2 separate regions of the Homo sapiens genome follow, and region 1 is linked to region 2. A link is an interaction called in ENCODE POLR2A ChIA-PET data of the cell type or tissue named here. Cell type or tissue: OCI-LY7. All regions are shown on one strand. Links, peaks and the distances in the headings refer to the core of each region. The heading gives the core; the rest is flanking DNA.

Region 1 (2,914 bases), core at 160-2,659, 62 kb after region 2:
CTACATTCAAAGGCAATTCACAAGAGGCAACAACAAATCCCTTTCTGAGGGGAGAAACACTAATATAGTTCTAATCAGATATTCCTCATTTAAAAATCAGTGGGGGATTATTAGTCTAATAATACTAACAACTGGAATAAAATATCAGAATAGAGAACTGGCCTGTTTTAGCAATGGTTTCTTTGTCAAAGCTCTTTTCTGTCATCTTGATAGGACACTGATGTAACCTATTAGAACCCAAAAAAAGAGGAAAGCAGGAAAGCAGCCATCTCCACTGGAAAAAAAAGACCCATAAGTCTAACAGCTGGTGGTGGCAGCCTGTCAAACCGAGGAAAGTTAATGTCAAGAACAGACGCGCGGCAGTCTCTCACTGTTATTTTTGCATGATTATTCCCAGGTGTTAGTGCATGCTGAGCAGTAGCCTGGCTATTTATCACGCGAGAGAGCCTAAGAGCATGGGAGGGGGAGCAGGGAGGCTGAAGGGAGGCAGGGAAGAAAAGGTTATTTACACAGAGAGCGGCACTTAGTGTGTGTAATCAGAGGGCTGGGTTGGGGGCGGGCAATCTGCAGGGAAACCCTGGCAATATTTTCTCCGTTCACCTTCTTTCAAGGGCTTCCTGAGTGCTGATGGGCAAGGAAGGATCCAAAGCTGGAGTGTTGGTGGGGACAGCTTTTCATCACTGGGGCATTTCACTGTGTTGGTCAGTGATGCTTTCAGTACCAGGAAACCGACAGCCAGTGAGGATAGGTGGCCAGGGTAGGGCTGGAGAGTGCTCCCTCGAGCACTCCTGCTCCACCCAGACCCAACAAAGAGACATTCAGGTGGCTCTGCTGCCAGGTAGAAGGAGAAGGCGAAACCCAGGACTGCCGAGAAGCAAGCCTCCAGAAGGCAGAGAGATTCCCTCCTTTACCTGGGATCAGGTCTAAACCCTGACAGGGAAGCTTGCCACAGCTTTCTCACGTCTATTGCCAAAAATATCCACACCGATCCTGCTATTAACCCCTCAATCCCGGGATCACCAACAACCAGAGGGGGAATGGTGTTTTACTTTGCTCAGAGCCAATATTGTTATAGTCTATGAGAATGCTGGGGCACGATTACTTAATGTTCACGTTTTCTCCATATCCTGGTATTGGGCTGTTTTATGAGATTGCCCATAGTCACCTCTTCATTTAAAAAGCATTAGAAAGAGACTCCACTACTACGTAGGGGAAATCACAGCTCTTTAGAGGCGACCACTGCTGCAGTCTCTTACTTTGCATTTTAACCACCCTTTTTCTGCCTGACGTCACTGCTTCTTTAGCAAAGCAGGGGAAGCTTTAAAAACCATTTCCTTAAATTAGGCACTGATCTTTTCTCCAGAACTAATCATTGAGGCTGAATTTCCATCCCTAAAGGACAAACCTGTAACAACTGAATTTTGGTCACTTCTAATTCTGCCTTTTCGTAAATGTGATGGAGACAACTCTTCCTTTCAGAACCATGATCAAAGCAATTTACGCTTTGCAGCTTGCTGAGAAAACAACATGGGCAAATTCTCACAAAGGGTCTAAGGTACCAGACTTTTTCCGCCTCCTTTAATTCTCACAACATTCCTGTTTTATAGAAGCAGAAACTGAAGATCTCAGAGGATGGGCCACTTTATCTAAGGAGCTGAAATTCAAGACCAAAGCTCTCTGATCTTAAAGTCCATGGGCTTTCTCATAAAAATAGTAACATCAGCAGCTACTTTTTAACACATACAACATAGAGGAATTATAACTGTCTTACCACATATAGTGTAGGAGGGATTATACTGTGCATTCTCTCTTTTGATCTTTACAAAATTGTTAAGGGAAGTATTTTACAGATGAGGAAAAGGAAACGTGGGAAAAGTTAAGTAACTTAAAAGGTCACTCAGGGTCGGTGGCTGAGCCAGAATTTGACCCCACATTGGTCTAACATCAAACGCAAACCCTTCTAAATGTAAAATAGAAGATGAGATGGAAAGAAATCTTTCTCCATGGGTAATTTCTGGCCCTTTTCTGTATGTTGGAAGCAATATACCTGAATCACCCTTTATTACCCATAGTTCAGAATAGTGAATCTCAGGCTTGCAAGCAAATAATACAATCCCTTCAGAAACCTCACTTTAAAACCTTACTGAAACCAAAGCTCAGCTTTTGTTTTATTGTTGTTGTTTTAAATCATCCAATTCTAAAACTACCGTTATGCACAGACTGGGAATTATATTGCCATTTCCACTTTCTCATTATCAGGTATGAAGACCAACCCTGCCCTCAAGTGCTGTTCAGGCTTAGCAGCTGATCTGGTAGGACTTGGCCTGGGGATGGACCAGGGCTCTGGCCCCAAGGCCAGTGGGGCCAAGACGGATGCTTCCACCTCCAGCCAGAACCCCCACCATGCCAAAATTCCAGAATGCCAAAAATCCAAGGCCCGGTGCAGTGGCTCACGCCTGTAATCCCAGCACTTTGGGAGGCCAAGGCGGGTAGATCACCTGTGGTCAGGAGTTCAAGACCAGCCTGACCAACATGGAAAAACCCAGTCTCTACTAAAAATACAAAAATTAGCTGGGCGTGGTAGCGGCTCCTGTAATCCCAGCTACTCGGGAGGCTGAGGCAGGAGAATTGCTTGAACCCAGGAGGCGGAGATTGCAGTGGGCCGAGACTGCACCATTGCCCTCCAGCCTGGGCAACAGAGAGAGACTCTGTCTCAAAAAAAAAAAAAAAAAAAAAAAAAAAATCTGGGTTCTGCATGGTACTGCTTTGGGGTGGAGAGGAAAGGGGGTCACTGACTCTTCGTGTCTGACTGCCAGAAGGATCCCTATATGCAGGTCACAAAGCAAGAGAATGTACACAGCTACATGTGTAAAATACGCTTTAAACAGCAGTGACTATTTTTAACTTCATTCTC
Region 2 (2,914 bases), core at 96-2,595:
CTTTTAATTTCTTCTCTCTATCAAGTTCTTCTGACTTTTGCTGATCCAGATATTTGGGCTGGTATACATAATGATGCCATGTTCTTGAATCTGGGTCCTGATTTTTTTGTTTTAAAGAAAAAAAACCCAACAGATTTGTTTTAAAATTTCAATTTTAAAGAAAACTTGTTAATAATCATGACAGCACTAGCACTCTTAATTTTAATGCTAAGTTGACATTTATTTCTGTGCTAGACACTGTGCTAATTGCTTTACCTCCTTCTCTTACAAAGTAATAATGTCCCAGGTAGGCATTATTACTGATCCCCTGTACAGAAGATAAAACCAAAGTGTTTAAAGTTCAGGCAACATCAAGGTCATGCTGCTGCCCAGTCGTGGAGCTGGGCTTCAAACTCAGGTCTGCTGAAATTCAGAGCTGGGCCCTTAATGTCATTTCTCAACACTAAATAACATCCTCAGACATATTTAATTCTGTCTTCGTTTGCCTTTTAATATCTCACACAGGTGAAAAGAATGTTAAAAACTCCAACTCAAGCTAATAATAGTAAATTTAAGTAATTGCTATAGCTATTAACATCACTTAGGAGGAAAAACTCTTGGTTTCCTAATACATTTTCCTCATCTACTGCAGCTGAGGCTTAATATATTGGCTCACTTCTCATTACGTGTTAACATCTTAATCAAAACAAAATTTCAAATTAATAGCACACGTTATGGCTTCTCTATTGGAAAACAAAGCCATCTATCTATAAACCCCCAAAATTATATAAATCTTCTGCAGCCCTGTGAATTGACAGCCTGATTTATGCCTCTGTAAGTGGGGAAACTGAGAATCCTAAATGGCCTTTGTGATCCCCATCCCATTCATGATATAAACCCACTGGGGATTCAGGTTCTCAGAGAACATGCAAAGTTGTGCCTAAGTAAATGTGTGTGTGTGGGTGGCGGTGGTGGGGGCTGGTGGTTCTTGCTCTAATGCACCAGGGATTATCTAAGCATGGGGGTGAGGGTGGGAGTGGGGATGTGCAGTGCTGGGAAATAACCAGGATTAATGCTCACGGGGTTGCAGTGGGTCAGGATGTCTGAACCATGACAGAAGGTGCTAGTACATTTGTGGTTTCGTGGTGACCAATTTTCAGGTGTTCTCAAGCTGACTGACCCATGGGGCTCTGGGACAGCTGTTGAGGCCTGCCACCCAAACCTCCTCACCCTCCTCACAAACATTCAGCACTGAGCTCTGAGTTTTGGGGTACTTAATATAGGGAGTAAGACTGAAATCTAGGCATCTCTGACCCCATGTGAAAGAAATTTGGGCCCCAAATTCTATTAAAAAGATTAATGGGAAATGTGAATTCAGGGACCCAGTTTTTATTATCTTCAAAGAAGATGCTAGTAGAAATTTGAAAATGGAAAATAAATATTTCAGAGATAAGACTCAGAATCTCAGAGTTAGAAGAGAATTCAGCAGCCCCATTGTGGAAAGCCCTCGCCTTGGACTAAGAAATTAAGGGATCCTGGCCAGGCGCGGTGGCTCACGCCTGTAATCCCAGCACTTTGGGAGGCCAGGGTGGGCGGATCATGAGGTCAGGAGATCGAGACCATCTCGCTAACACGGTGAAACCCCATCTCTACTAAAAATACAAAAAATTAGCCGGGCATGGTGGCACGTGCCTGTAGTCCCAGCTACTCAGGAGGCTGACGCAGGAGAATCGCTTGAACGGAGGCGGAGGTTGCAGAGAGCCAAGATTGCACCACTGCACTCCAGCCTGGGTGACAGAGAGAGATTCCGTCTCAAAAAATTTAAAAAATTTAAAAAAAGAAATTAATGGACCTCATCAGAGTCACAGAGCAAGTTAGTGGCATGAAACACAAATCTGCAAAGCACCCATCCACAGTTCCTTTTACTATACACCATGACAAGAAAATACTGATAATGTACATTTTAGAGCTACATAGTAACTCCTGAGAATCTTAAGATATTTTTCAAGAGCAGAGGAAAAAACTAATATGGGTTTCTTTCCTGTGTCAGAAGTCTAACCAGATCAAGCCCAGACATGTATAATACAAGTCTCAGACTGCTCTCTCCCTGTTGGGGCCACGCTCCACAATCTTACTTGTTTAAATCTCGAGGTTGGGTCTACACCTGTCTGCTTCATAGAGTCCATGACAGACTTCATTTCTACAGCCTCCTTAATAAGCTGGTGGTTTTCCATCTGCTTAGCTTTGAAGCTGTCGGCCTGAAGCTGCTGCTGGTGATTGGAGAGAAGCTGCGATTTACCTGTCTCCTCAGTTTTATTAGGCACTGATGGCCCTAGTTTAGAATGGTTTTTGTTAGGCTCCGGAGTAGAGGGAGCTTTTGAGATTGTGGCCGATGGCATATTTTTCTGTTTAGTTTCCTCCTTGCCCAGCTCTTTCAAGGGGAGCTCACTTTTCCTTTCACAGTCTCCTCTCCCAGTCTGGGCCATTTTCTGCTCTGCCAGCCTCTGGTCCTCATAGTACTTCTCATACTGCTGTCTATAGGCAGGGCTGGTGGCCATCAGAGACTTCTGGTCCATATAGAGCCCATATGCATACTGGCCATAATAAAGTGACTGAGCCAGGGCAGGATGTCTTTGTGTGATCACCGACTGGTGCTGAGGCTGTAAGGATGCAGAATTGTGGTCCACTTTCTTAGAATCTAACTGCTCTGCCTTGTCTTTCTTTTCAGCATCTTCCTCAGACTCCTTCTTGATCTTCATTCCCTGCGTGCTCCCACTATTTCCAGCTGCAGGGGCACCGACCTGCCCAGGGTGCATGTAACTTGGAGAATAATAAGGATCATAGCTGTGGTAATAGGGAGAATGGGACTCTTTCAGTTGAGATGATTGTGCTGTAGTTGAAGAATGCCCTTTTACAACACTGTCCTTACTAGAAA

The links. Peaks named below come from ENCODE experiments on the same cell type or tissue, not always from the same donor. Only the 100,000 strongest peaks of a DNase experiment are listed, where the experiment ranks them.
Region 1: POLR2A ChIA-PET joins it to region 2 with 5 read pairs; 4 of 35 experiments call an interaction of 5 or more read pairs at or near these places.

Annotation. Positions count from the first base shown.
Region 1 is chr5:124,706,456-124,709,369 of GRCh38, forward strand. The region is part of intron 2 of ZNF608 (zinc finger protein 608); the gene reads right to left. Among named protein-coding and RNA genes, the nearest start is that of ZNF608, 39 kb to the right of the region's middle. RefSeq lists an enhancer at 2,639-2,914. In OCI-LY7, for the core only: no CTCF peak of the experiment used is centred there; DNase peaks (open chromatin) are centred at 396 and 1,256; H3K4me3 peaks cover 2,500 bases; H3K27ac peaks cover 2,500 bases.
Region 2 is chr5:124,644,565-124,647,478 of GRCh38, forward strand. It overlaps ZNF608 (zinc finger protein 608), which reads right to left. Exons shown (of 10, transcript NM_020747.3): 5 at 2,115-2,914; 6 at 1-97. Among named protein-coding and RNA genes, the nearest start is that of ZNF608, 100 kb to the right of the region's middle. In OCI-LY7, for the core only: no CTCF peak of the experiment used is centred there; a DNase peak (open chromatin) is centred at 1,127.